Linked DNA regions of Homo sapiens: regions 1 and 2 are each linked to region 3. A link is a contact called in ENCODE Hi-C or POLR2A ChIA-PET data. All regions are on one chromosome and are shown on one strand. Each heading gives the region's core, a stretch centred on a gene start or an enhancer-like site at or near the end of the contact. The rest is flanking DNA. Distances are from core to core; before and after follow the strand shown. Region 1 holds the start of ACTG2 (actin gamma 2, smooth muscle). Region 2 has its middle 24 kb from the start of ACTG2. Region 3 holds the start of DGUOK (deoxyguanosine kinase).

What was found. Hi-C counts contacts between places; a loop is a spot of excess contacts on that map. ChIA-PET counts read pairs that join two places held with the same protein, here RNA polymerase II (POLR2A). Pooled maps may share reads with other maps.
Region 1: a loop to region 3 is called in a pooled map, with 2.3 times the contacts of the local background. The contact joins the promoter of ACTG2 here to the promoter of DGUOK in region 3. A Hi-C loop is called at or near these places in 1 of 168 maps with a recorded cell type or tissue (natural killer cell) and 13 of 50 pooled maps. POLR2A ChIA-PET finds 5 or more read pairs at or near these places in 13 of 52 experiments (AG04449, AG04450, BJ and 9 more).
Region 2: a map of ascending aorta shows a loop between it and region 3 (4-fold over the local background). The contact joins the enhancer-like site here to the promoter of DGUOK in region 3. A Hi-C loop is called at or near these places in 3 of 168 maps with a recorded cell type or tissue (Right ventricle myocardium inferior, ascending aorta and heart right ventricle) and 16 of 50 pooled maps. POLR2A ChIA-PET finds 5 or more read pairs at or near these places in 8 of 52 experiments (BJ, HEK293, MCF 10A and 4 more).

The regions. Positions count from the first base shown.
Region 1 is chr2:73,890,943-73,895,138 of GRCh38, reverse strand. ACTG2 (actin gamma 2, smooth muscle) reads right to left here and starts at 2,131. Exons shown (of 9, transcript NM_001615.4): 1 at 2,088-2,131. RefSeq lists an enhancer at 2,242-3,055.
Region 2 is chr2:73,867,169-73,871,604 of GRCh38, reverse strand. It overlaps a transcript of STAMBP not described here. Among named protein-coding and RNA genes, the nearest start is that of ACTG2, 24 kb to the left of the region's middle. Within about 2 kb of position 1,349, at least 10 of the 41 ENCODE cell types and tissues checked have a DNase peak (open chromatin) inside an H3K27ac peak, as active enhancers do; they include ascending aorta and heart right ventricle, where a contact is called at or near this core.
Region 3 is chr2:73,925,243-73,929,481 of GRCh38, reverse strand. It overlaps DGUOK (deoxyguanosine kinase), which reads right to left and starts at 2,602. Exons shown (of 7, transcript NM_080916.3): 1 at 2,430-2,602. The coding sequence starts at 2,571. RefSeq lists an enhancer at 2,301-2,570.

The sequences.
Region 1 (4,196 bases), core at 882-3,381, 34 kb after region 3:
CCGGAGCTGCCCTCACAGACTCACACCACCCACCCTGAGCCCATGCCCAATGCCCTGGTGCCGCCCTCTTCCCTCCCAACCTATCACCAGCCCTTCTTACTTCTACCTGCACGGCACCCATGCCACCAGCTCAGGACCACCGCATGCTGCAGTAGCGCTCTTGCCCTGTTCCAGTCCACTCTCCTCACAGCTGCCAAAGCAGCCCCTTCAACAGATACCCTCCAGATTAAAACCCTTCCATGGCTCCCCATAGCCTGATCCTTTAGAGTCTAAAGCCCTTGTAATCCAGCCCTGCGGACCCCTCTGAATTTAGTTTTACCTGATTCCTGCCTTGCTATCTAAATTCAGTGGAATTGAGCCACTTGAGTCCCAAAGACCATGCTTCCTCTTTACCAGGAAGGACCAAGCTTGGTCCTTACTTCAGGACCAAGCTCAGGCACCTCTTCCTCCAGGAAGTCTTCCCTGATAACTCCTGGGTTGAGTGATGGGCTCCTCCTGGCCTTTACCCCTTTCGTGTACTTATTTGCTCCATGGTTCTCATCTGTTTATCTGTCTCTTCCAGTAACTGCAGAAGCCTCTCCACTGTCCCTAAGGAGCAGAGACAGTGCCTGGCCCATAATAAGTGCTCAATAAATGTTGGCAGAATGAACAAGGGGAAAGAGGAAAGATATCTCGCCCCAAGGTCATGATGTCACACGGCCCATCCCCTTTTCTCAGGCCTGGCATGTAGGATCTTACTGTTCATTGCAGTTTCTCCAGCACCCATCCCTCTCTGTCACAGGAAGCTCTTCCTCTTTTCAGCCCAAGGGTTAGTATCAGAGTCCAAACCCACATTCAAGTAATCAAAGTGAGCACTTAGAGCCTCCCTGTACAAAGTGTGGTCCCAGACCAGCAGCTTCAGTGTCGCCTGGGAGCTTGTTAGGAATTCCAAGTATCAGGCCATATCTCGGCCTACTGGAATCAGAATCTGGGGTGGGGCATGGGGCAATCTGTGTTTTAACAAGCACTCCAGGTGATTCTTAAAGTTTGAGAACTCAGGGCCGGGCCCTGACAGCCTTGAGCTGAGTGCTGTATATACGCATTCTCTCGTTTAATCCTCACACCATCGCCAAGTAGATATTATTATTCTTGCCCCCATTTTACAGGTGAGGAAGCTGAGGTCGCTCAGTAACTTGGTTAGCCTGACAGTCTGCCTTCAAGGCCTGCACTGCCACACCCAGCCTGCCTCACCTGTGAAGAGATGCTAGTGAATTCTGATGCCAAACATAGAAGTGGCCCCTTCATCTCATCTTCCTCTTAATTCTTTGTGCATGTGTTGTGTGTGTGTTGGGTGGGTTGGGGGGAGTAATGACATCTGCAAATGGGTCACAGTTGGGTGTGAGTCTTTTGGATGAGTGGCTGTACGTCTCTAGGCCTCAATGTCCTCATCAGAGGAGAATGAACTAGATGGGTCCCAAGTTCCTTCTACCCTGAAACCTCACGATGCCACAGGGCAAGTGGAATTTTCTCCATCCCCCAATGATCCTAGAGCCTTCAAGGACTGCAGAAACCCTCCATTCTCCTCAGCCAAGCACAGATCAGAGGACAGAGAGACCCACAGGGGACCTGAAGAAAATACCCTCCCATTCCCAGCACAGACATTTCATGGACTAAACAGCTCACAGACACCAGGACCACTGTTGGCTTTGACTCAAGTATTCTGAAAAGCTGCTTTTCTGCAAAGTATATGATCCCCTAAAACAGCCTCCCAGACATTCTAACCCAAGACAAAGGACATCAGGGTGTGGATCTGCACTGGCCCTGGGGAGCAGGGCTAGTAGAGACTGCAGGCATTATATCCCGCCAGTCCCCATTCTGAGGCAGGGAGCACGGTTCCAAGCTGCCCCTGCCCCAGGATGTCCCATGGCCAGATACGCCTTTTCTCAGCAGGCTGCAGTATGCTTGCAGGTGCCGCTGCCCACCAAGGGCTCTGGTGTGTGATCTGGGCCAGCGTCACAGAAGCCAGGCCAATCTGGAGGCACCTCCCGCACCCAGGAGGCCAGGCAGCCCCGGAAAGGAAGAGGTGGCAAAAGCCGTACAGTACTTACCGAGGGTATGAGAGGTTCTTCTCCCAGTGACTGAGGGCTGGTGTGTCTTTGGCATGAATACCAGAGCAATATAAAACCCCAGAGGCGGATCTTCTTTAAACAAAGTCCCTAAAAAGGCCAGCTGACGGTGTGTTAGCAATATTACCATATAAGGTGGTTTTTTCAATAAATCGCCTTGGGGGTAGGGAAGGGGGGTGGGTAGAGTGAGTTATCATTTGAAAAATGTATGCAAAAGGACTCAGTGGCAACAGCCCCGGTGCTGGTAGATTTGTTCCTTTTATGCTGCACTTGCATAAACAAAACTCACACCAGGCCTTATAAGCTGCCCAGAGTGAGACCAGATGCAGCTGTGCTCCTGGAGTGAGAACCATACCAAGAATGGCAGCGGGCCTCCTCCGTCCACACCTCCCTCCTCAGGCCCTGCTGCATGCGGCCCCTGGGTCTGCCTGGGACGCCCAGGCACTGTCCCCAAAATGGGTGCAATCATGCCTTGTCTGGCACGAGCCTGGGACCAATGAAAGCTGAAGAGAAATGCCTTCCGTACCCAGGAAAGAAATCCTGCGTGCCCTACTCACCTGCTGCACCTTGACACAAGCTCCTAACCCTTGGGCTGAGTTCTCTGAGGGTCTCAGGACACCTTAGGCTTCATTCTCTCTTGGCTCCTTCCTGGTTTTCCTTTAAATATCTCTAAATATCTGCAGACTGAGGGACCTGCTTCAGGGTTGAGGCACACCTAACAAGACTCTTGGCCTGTAGGATTTTCCACAGTCCTGTGATTCTTGAGCTGCTTCTTTTTCTTTTTTGAGATAGAGTCTCGCCCTATCCCCCAGGCTGGAGTGCATTGGTGCAATCTCGGCTCACTGCAACCTCCGCCTCCCAGGTTCAAACAATTCTCCTGCCTTAGCCTCCTGAGTAGCTGAGATTACAGGCACCTGCCACCATGCCCAGCTAATTTTTGTATTTTTAGTAGAGACAGGGTTTCACCATGTTGGCCAGGCTGGTCTCGAGCTCCTGACCTCGTGATCCACCTGCCTTGGCCTACAGGTGTGAGCCACTACGCCTGGACTTCTTTTTGTTTGTTTGTTTTGTTTTTAATTAGACAGGGTCTCGATCTTGAACTCCTGGATTCAAGCAATCCCTCCACCTTGGTCTCCCAAAGTGCTGGGATTACAGGTGTGAGCCACCATGGCTGGCTGATGATTGCTCTTCTTTGTGTAATTCATGTACTATCCCTAGGTAGCTGGTTCATTTCCCACATTATCAGCTACCAGCTCTGCAGTATTACTTTCAACTCCACATTCTCATGGTCCCCCTCCCTCACCCTGATCCAGACTAAAATGATCAATTGCCTATTGGACATCCCAATCCAGATGACTCTCCAGCTCTTCAAACTCATCCTGTCTAAAACTGAACCCTTCTTCCCTACCCTCAAAGCTGCTGTGCCTCCTGGGTTGCCAACTTCCAAGTCCACCCCTCGGCCCTTCAAGCTAGAAGTCAGTCAGTCTAGAACCCTGTGTCTCCCTCATGCTCCCACAACCACCTGGGCACCACAGCCTGGTGCTCCCCCGACCAGAAATGCCCCTCAGCTCTGTGTCCTCCCTCAATCCCTGCTGGCCTGCGCTGCCTCAGGCTCCAGTCCTATCTGGCCTGGAGTGGGGCGCAGCTTCCTGACTGGCCTTCCTGACTCTGCTTCGTCTTCAACACAGAGGTTCCCAAAGCATGGGGACCACCAGAGTGCAGCAGCAGCATGATATGGGAATGTGCTCACAATGCAGATTCTCAGGTGTCACCTAGCCCTATTGAAACAGAAACTCAGTGAATAGGCCTCAGCCATCTGTGTTTCTTAAACTTTCCCCACCCGGTGCCCAGGATACCCCCGCTTCAATAGAAGAAGCATGCATTGCATCCCTGCTAAACGCACAGGGAGTTCCAGGTGGTTTTGGGTCACCTGGTGCAATGGCTTGGTACAGGTCTGGCTTCCTCATTAACTGAAAATTGAGGCAGGAGATGGTGTGAATGAGGAGTGTCCTCTGCTGAGACAGCCCAGAGGAAAGATTTAAAAACACTTTCCTTGAGGACCTGCAGTTGTTCCCTGTGGAGAAGGAACAC
Region 2 (4,436 bases), core at 100-2,599, 57 kb after region 3:
CCAGTTTTAATTGAGTTTTCTGTCAGTGCAATTAAAAGAATTTTTTTTTTTTTTTTTGAGACGGAGTCTCACTCTGTTGCCCAGGCTGGAGTGTAGTGATGCGATCTCGGCTCACTGCAACCTCTGCCTCCCGGGTTCAAGTGATTCTCCTGTCTCAGCCTCCTGAGTAGCTGGGATTGCAGGCACCCACCACCACGCCTGGCTAATTTTTTTTGGTATTTTTCGTAGAGACGGGGTTTCACTATGTTGGACAGGCTGGTCTTGAACTCCTGATCTCTGGTGATCCACCCACCTCAGCCTCCCAAAGTGCTGGGATTACAAGCATGAGCCACCACGCCCGGCCGCAATTAAAAGAATTTTAACTAACAGGGTTCTATTTTCATTATGTGGTTTCCTCATAGGCCAGCTGAAGTCTCAAAGGCCATAATCATAGGCCCTGTGCTTACAGAACAACACTGTGGCTGAGAACCAAAATATTTGTGTAAACTTATCCTGCATTTACTATGGTTCAATTAAAAATAATTTTAAACTCTTGGCCAAGGCACAGTGGCTCACACCTGTAATCCCAGCGCTTTGGAAGGCTGGGGTGGGAGAATTGCTTGAGGCCAGGAGCTTAAGGCCAGCCTGGACAACAAAGTGAGACTCCCGTCTCTACTAAAAATAATATAAAATAAAATTTAAACCCTCCTACAACATGGGAAAGGTGTATACTAGGCTGTGTGAGAAAAGTTCTAGACACAGGTGTCTAAGTGTGGCAAGCAGGGTGTTAAGAGCTGTTCAACGTGGCACAGGGCCTGGTGCTGCAGGTGGCATGGAAATATTTTGATGGAATTGTGCTTTGATATGATGCCATTCACTTTTTTGAAGGCAAAATGGGGTGAAGAGAGGAGGCTGCTGGGGATAGGGAAGCTAACCATAGGGAATTATGGAGGGATATCTAAGAATAGTGTTACTTCCTTTAGTCTAGGTAATGTTTTCACTTCTGTCACCCACCAATAACCCATTATGATTTGTCCAACACAAGAAACATCCTACATTCTAACGCAAGTCCAGAAAAAAAGACAGAAATAACCCTGGGCCACGGTGGGAGTTCTTCTTTGAAGGAGGCTGAGGTTGGGAAAAGTAATCCTTCTCTAGGAATAGATCATAAAGGAGGCCTGCTAAGCCCAGATGGGTACCCAGGACTTCTTCATGCTGTAAGACCAGCACTTCTCTCTTCTTTAGGTCAGTTCTTTCTCAGCTCTCCACTCACCACGTTTTGTCCAAAGAGCTCTGCTAGTTCTTGCAGCAAGGTTTATGTTGAACGGGTTCCAGTGGTGAGGTCACCCTCATGGAAGGTTTCCATATATGACATGCCTCTGCTGCTACGCCCAAGAGCTTTCCCAAGCCCCTTTCACTGATGCTGTCCAAGAATAGGGTCTGGCTGGATTCCCACATTGAAGGGGCAATGAAGTTTCGGTTTCTGAAAATAGAAGGTATTGTCCTTTTTGTCCAATTATAAAAGCAATACATGTTCTTTGTAGTACATTTGAAGAAATTCGAAAAAGGATATGGGGGAAAAATGAACAGTCATCCCATAATTCTATCACCTACAGATAACTAATATTAATATTTTTAGGTACTTCTTATTCATAGTTTTTCTGAATACATGTATTAATGTATATTTTAGGAAGGCAGCATTACAGTGTGGTTGAGTGTGGGTTTGAAAGTCTGACACTATTCATTTGGAGTTCTGTGGCCTTGGTCAACTTAAACTCTTCTAAGTCTTACTTCCTTCAACAATAAAGTTTGCTGATTCTTAATCTAGTCCTCGGTCAGTATCAAATTACTTTAACTTATAGGTTTATTTTTTATTTTTATTTTTTAAAGTTTTATTATTATTATACTTTAAGTTTTAGGGTACATGTGCACAATGTGCAGGTTTGTTCCATATGTATACATGTGCCATGTTGGTGTGCTGCACCCATTAACTCGTCATTTAGCATAGGTTTATAATAAGCATTATCTGGTAATAAATTTCCCCCAAAATTCTTTTTTTCTTTCAATTTTTAAATGTTATTTCACATATCTCAGATTAATTTTAGAATAATCTTTCAAGTTAAAAAATGATACTTTTTAGCAGACTTGCATTTAAATTTTTGGATTAAAGAAGACGTAGCATCTTTAAAATTAAAACATTGTCTTTCTCTCATAGAATACCGATAGTGTGCCTGTCTTTCCATTTATTTTCTTCATGTTCCTCTGAAAAGCTTACTGGTTTTCTTCATATGAGGCTTGCACATTTCCTGTTAACTTTGTTCCAAAGTATTTTATATTTTTAGTTGCTATGTGCTGAATTAGATTTTTTTTCCCCCAATCACAAATGGCTATTACCTGTACTGAAAAGCTATTTTCAAAGTTTTAAAATGTATCTTTTAGTGAACATCGTTGTGCCTTTCTCTTAATAGGTCTGACCATTTTTCAGAATTTATTATCTTCAGATTTCTAGGTAGATACTTAGCTTGTAGCCCAAACCTGTCTGCTTTCCAGTAGTATACTCTTTATCCTGCTTCACTGCATTGGTTAGATTATCCTTTCAGGACACTGTTCAATAATAGTAGTTAGAATGGATCTATCTTGTCCCTGACAGCAGTGTTTGCTTATTAAGTATGACGCTGGGTGTTATATATTAGAAGATTTATTTTATCATGTTAACGAAGCTTCTTGCTTTCTTTTTTTTTCTTTTTTTGAGTCAAGGCCTCTCTCACCCTCGTCCAGGCTGGAGTGCAGTGGCGCTATCACAGCTCACTATAGCCTTGACCTCCCTGGGCTCAGGTGATCCTCCCACCTCAGCTTACTGGGTAGCTAGGACCACAGGCATGCACCAATGCCTGGCTAGTTTTTTGTAGAGACAGGGTTTCACTATGTTGCCCAGGCTGGTCTCGAATCCCTGGGCTTAAGTGATCCGCCCACCTCAGCCTCCCAAAGCGCTGGGATCACAGATGTATGCCACTGTGCCTGGCCCTTTCTTTCCTTACTAGGGGAGTTTAAAAAATAAAAAATAAATGTTGATTTTCATCTTAAAAAAATTTTTTTTTATGAGAGACTCTTGTTTCTGCTTGTTTCCTTTGACCTACTCCTGTGATATATTATATCAGTGGATTTCTTTTAATGAGGTCACCATTACATTCTAGGGACAAAAATCACCAAACGCCTCAGGGCTCTCAGAGTCAGGTAGACCTGGGCTGCCATCCGACTCATCACTTTCTAGCAGTGGAATCATGGGCAAGTCCTACATGAGGATGCATAATACATGCTGGCAGTTAGGATACTTTATTCCTTTACTAGATTGATGATTTTTTTAGTGTTCTATTTAGAATTTTTGCATCTATATTATTGATTTTGATGTGAAGTGTGTGTGTGTGTACACAATTTATGAGATTGTGCTCATAAAAATGACTTATGTCATTTACTTAATTTCTGGGTTTTTTTTTTTTTTTTGAGACAGAGTTTTGCTCTTGTTGCCCAGGCTGGAGCGCAATGGCGTGATCTCGGCTCACCACAACCTCCGCCTCCTGAGCTCAAACGATTCTCCTGCCTCAGCCTCCCAAGTAGCTGGGATTACAGGCGTGTGCCACCACAGCCGGCTAATTTTGTATTTTTAGTAAAGATGGGGTTTCTCCATGTTTGTCACGCTGGTCTTGAACTCCTGACCTCAGGTGATCCACCCGCCTCGGCCTCCTAAAGTGCTGGGATTACAGGCGTAAGCCACCGCACCTGGCCAATTTCTGCTTTAGTACTTATTTCTTTCCCCCTGGTTTCCTAGTATATTTTATTATTCTTTTTCTAATTTGAGTCCGATGCTTAATTCATATCTTTTGATTCTTTCTTCTTAAATAATGAAAGCATTTAGAGTTCTAAATTTCCTTCTCTGTATAATTTGTAGAAATTACAGAAATTTTAATTTGTGATATTGTATTATCGTTCATCTCTAAATAAAAGATGAATGATTATATATGTAGTTTTTCTCATTTGCCTTTCTTCTAGAGGTAACCTTCTATTATTGTTATTTATTTATTTTTTTAGACGGAGTTTCGCTCGTTGCCCAGGCTGGAGTGCAATGGCGTGATCTTGGCTCACCACAACCTCCACTTCCCAGGTTCAAGCGATTCTCATGCCTTAGCCTCCCAAGTAGCTGGGATTACAGGCATGTGCCACCACATCTGGCTAATTTTGTATTTTTAGTAGAGACAGGGTTTCTCCATGTTGATCAGGCTGGTCTCAAACTCCTGACCTCAGGTGATCCACCCGCCTTGGCCTCCTGCTGGGATGACAGGCATGAGCCACCATGCCCGGCTGATTGTTAATTTTTAATTTTCACAATCTTTAAACATCAATATTTAAAATGTGCTCACATTTGTTGCACTTCTCCCAAAAAAGCAAAGCCTTACCATTTA
Region 3 (4,239 bases), core at 1,353-3,852:
TCTGAACTTACATATCCAATTACCTATTCAACACCTCTACTTGGATATTAATAGGCATGTAAAAACCTAACATGCTTAAAACCAAGGCTCACTTCTGTAATCCCAGCACTTTGGGAAGCCAAGGCAGGAGGATCAATTGAGCCCAGGAGATCAAGACCAGCCTGGAAAATATAGTGAGACCCTGTCTCTACAAAAAATATACAAAATTAGCCACGCATAGTGGCAAACACCTGTGGATCCAGCTACTCAAGAGGCTAAGGTGGGAGGATGGCTTGAGCCTGGGAGGCAGGCTGCAGTGAGATGCAATTGCATCACTGTATTCTAGCCTGGCAACAGGGCAAGACCACACCAAAGGAGGGGAAGCGAGGGGAGGGGAGGAAGAAGGAGAGGAGGAAATAAAAGAAAATCAGGAGTCTATCTTTCAAGTACTCAAGTCAAAATAATTGGAGTCATCATTGGCCCCTCTCTTTACCTTACACTCTGCATTCAACCTGTCACCAAATCCAATTGGCCCTATCTTAAAATATAACTAGAACCCAATCATTTCTCACCACTTCCACTGTTAAATTTTACTTAAAATGTAACTCAATTTTTGTTAACGTATAACTAGAATCCAATCACGTCTCACCACTTTCACTTTTCACAATACTATAATTATTGCAATACCACTTAACACTCTTCACTTTCAATGTTATCAGCCACAGTGATCTTTTTATAATCTAAGTAAAACTGTCACTTGACTCCTCAAACCTTCCAATGGCTACCCATCTCGGTAAGATTAAAAACCCATGATAAGGCCTATAAAATCTGGCCACCCCTTGGGCTTTTGCCCTAATTTCCCTCCCATCCTTGCTCACTCGACTTCAGTCACAACGATTTCCCTCCTATTCCCCGAACACACTTTCCACCTCAGGGCCTTTCCAATTGCTCTTCACTCTGCCTAGAAGATTCTTCTCCCAGGTATCCACGTGATTTGCTCCCTCATCTTCAGTTTTTTGCTCAGATGTCACCTTCTCAGTGAGGCCTTGCTTATTTTATTTAAAATGACAACTTCGGCCAGGTGCAGTGGCTAACGCCTATAATCCCAGCACTTTGGGAGGCCGAGGCAGGCGGATCACCTGAGGTTAGGAGTTTGAGACCAGCCTGGCCAACATGGTGAAACCCTGTCTCTACTAACAAAACAAAAATTAACTGGGTGTGGTGGCGGGTGCCCCTAATCCCAGCTATTCGGGAGGCTGAGGCAGGAGAATCGCTTGAACCAGGGAGGCAGAGGTTGCAGTGAGTCGAGATCGTGTCATTGCACTCCAGCCTGGGTAACAAGAGCAAAACTCCATCTCAAATAAAATAAAATAAAAACTTCCCTCAATTCTTCATCCCTAATTTTTCTCCATCATACTTATTACTCTCTAACATATTGTTCACCTTGCTTAATTTATGTTGTTTATTGTCCATCTCTCCCTACTTGAGTTCCATGAGAGCAGAGATTTTTATTTGTTCTATTCACAGCTGTATTCTCCAGGCCAAGAACAGTGCTGGCATATGGAAGTGGCTCAAAAGGTGATTTGTTGAATGAATAAAAAAAGAAATTCTCAGTTTGCTGCTACGTCTTCAGTACTCAACACTTGCTAAGCCCCTTTTAGGGGCTCAGTGACTTGGTAGATAAAAGTATCAAGTCAGAATTTATTAATATTAAATCGAAATGCTTTGCCTTCATTTTGCTTTCTGACTACTTTTTATTCAAGATACTGGATCTCACTCTTTTAACAAAATAATTTTTAATTTAATACATGTTTTTAAGTTTAAAAAGTGAGGTTCTTCTAAGAAAAGCCTTAAGAAATTATTATGCAACTAGCACAGGCACAGGGCAAAAATTGTGAATGTGGTATTTGAACGACTGAAATTTAGGAACTCTCTTCGAATAGGGTTGCCAGATAAAATACAGGACACAGTTAAATTTGAACTTTCAATGAGTGATTTCGTTGTTGTTTTGCTGTAAGGATGTCCCAAATATTGCATTGGACACACACTAAAAATTATTCGTTATCTTAAATTCTATTTTAACTGGATATTATTTTTAATTTCTGCTAAATATGGCAACCCTATCTAGGAGAACAAATAAACTGCACCCGCTTGTCGCTTCAATTTCGATCTATTACAAACAGCTAATACAATTCTTGTCCTATCCACTAACTGCGTGGCTTTTATGCCCCAACAAATATGTTCCTGTGGGCGGGTACTGAGGCCCGATATCCTAAAAACAAGGAGGCAAAGATACACAGTGCACTTTGCGAGGGGAAAGGCTCTCCTCGCAGCCCAGAAAAAGAGGCCGGCCGCATCAGACGCAGGCCATTCCGGGCCCAGCTCCTTTCCCAGCCTCTGTCGCCTGCGTGGCGGAGGCCAAGGCTTGGCAGCCGCTTTCCGGCCCTTACCAATGTTGCCTTCGATGGAGAGCCTTCGGGGCCCGCGCCCCGCGTGCAGGCCTCTGGAGGAGGAAACGCCCTCGAGTGGGCTCTTGGCCATGGAACTGAAGGGTGCTCGAAGCCGACTTAGAAAGAGGCGGCCCGCGGCCATCCCACCCACGATTCACACAGCGATCACTTCCGCCGAGAGCACTTCCGCCCTAGGTATCGCTGCTCACTCGCTCCAGCGCACCGTTGACGTAAGGAGATCGTCAGACAGGAAGTGGGTGGGGTTGAACATGCGGCGGGGTGCGCCCAAGAGACCGCTCCGCTATCGCGATGTTTGTAAAGAAGCGTTGAGTGAAGGAAGTTTTGCAACGGTGCAGAATTTGATAGTAAAAGGAGTTGCGGTGCGAGTGGTTTTTGTTCATTGGACAAATAACATTTTAAAAGACGTAATTCCACAATCCAACCACTTCATTTTTGTATAACTTTAAAATAAATTTTATAACTGAAGACAAAATTAAAAATAGAAATTGTAATTTTAAGAGGGGATTTCCCCCCCCCCAGGTGCTTGTTGTCTGGTTTTTATTTTAATATCGGAAGAAAATGGAAGTTTTAAAGTAGGAAAATGACTCAATCTGATGATTTACACAAATTTAACTTTTTCCTATTCCCTGTAATTCCCCTGCACAATGCTGGCATATTATTGACTAAATTAACAAATTAGATAATCAGTTACACCCCATCTCTTAGTTTGTGTCTTGAATAAGTAAATAAATGTTCGGTCAATCGATTTGCATTATACCCAAAAATCCCTTCAGGATAAGGTGGTGGTGGCTCAGGTATGTGACTGGAAATTGTTTAAACCTGGTAGGCTGGGTTCTTGGACGTAAGCAATGGCGAGTAGAGACTTGTATAAAACCTGAGTCCTGCTGTCGGTGAAGTGTGCTCTGCAGGAGGGCAGGGACCTAAGCTGCTGCCACAGGTGAAGCCGGACTGCCACACCCCGTCGTCATAACAACCTCAGAAGTAATGATTTACAAAATGTTGTCAAATGGTGCTTCCAGTTCCAATCGCTTAAATCACCAACAGTCAAAACCAGGAGTCAACAGGCCAAACCGGCCTTCAGGCAGCGCTCTTAGGTGTGGCAGGTTTTAGAAGACAAGGATCTGATTGCAAGGGGGCTGGGGAGGGGCCGGGGGCTGGGATACCTGTCTTGAAGCTGTTCCCATAAAAAGCACGGGACCTTTTTCTTATGTTGATGTATATATAGGATGGCTGAGGTCATGTTTATATATTAAGAACTTTTTTTTTAATCGAATTTTTTAAGGATAACCAGGGTGGGGCGTTAATGGCTACTGGAGCGGCTAAAGTCCTACCCATTCCCATCTCCACTCCAGCAGCCACTTCTGTTAAAACAAAACAAAACAAAACAAAACAAAACAAAAAACAAAAAAAAAACTGCTTACATTTCTTTACCTATGTAAACTCAGACTTGGAAAATATTCATCCAAAAAAGCTTGAGAGGCTCTCTGCCTCGCCAGGATCTTGCTGCCTCAGGGGTGTTGTGAAAGTTAAATGAGGAAGTTGTCTGCAGGCAGGCATTAATCTCCTAAAAGCTACGAGGCAGGAAAATAGGGTCTGGAGACAGGGAACCTAAGGCCGATTTAGGCTGACTTCCTAGAACTAAATCAAAAGGAAAACCCCAACTTTCTAGCCCAAGTAACAAAAGGACCAGAAGCTAATCCCTCTTCTGGGTGGCAGATAAAAAATTGAAAGTACCTCTGACTGGTCCCCGCGGGCAATCAGTCAGGCTGGTGGCAGGCCAAGTCTTTAG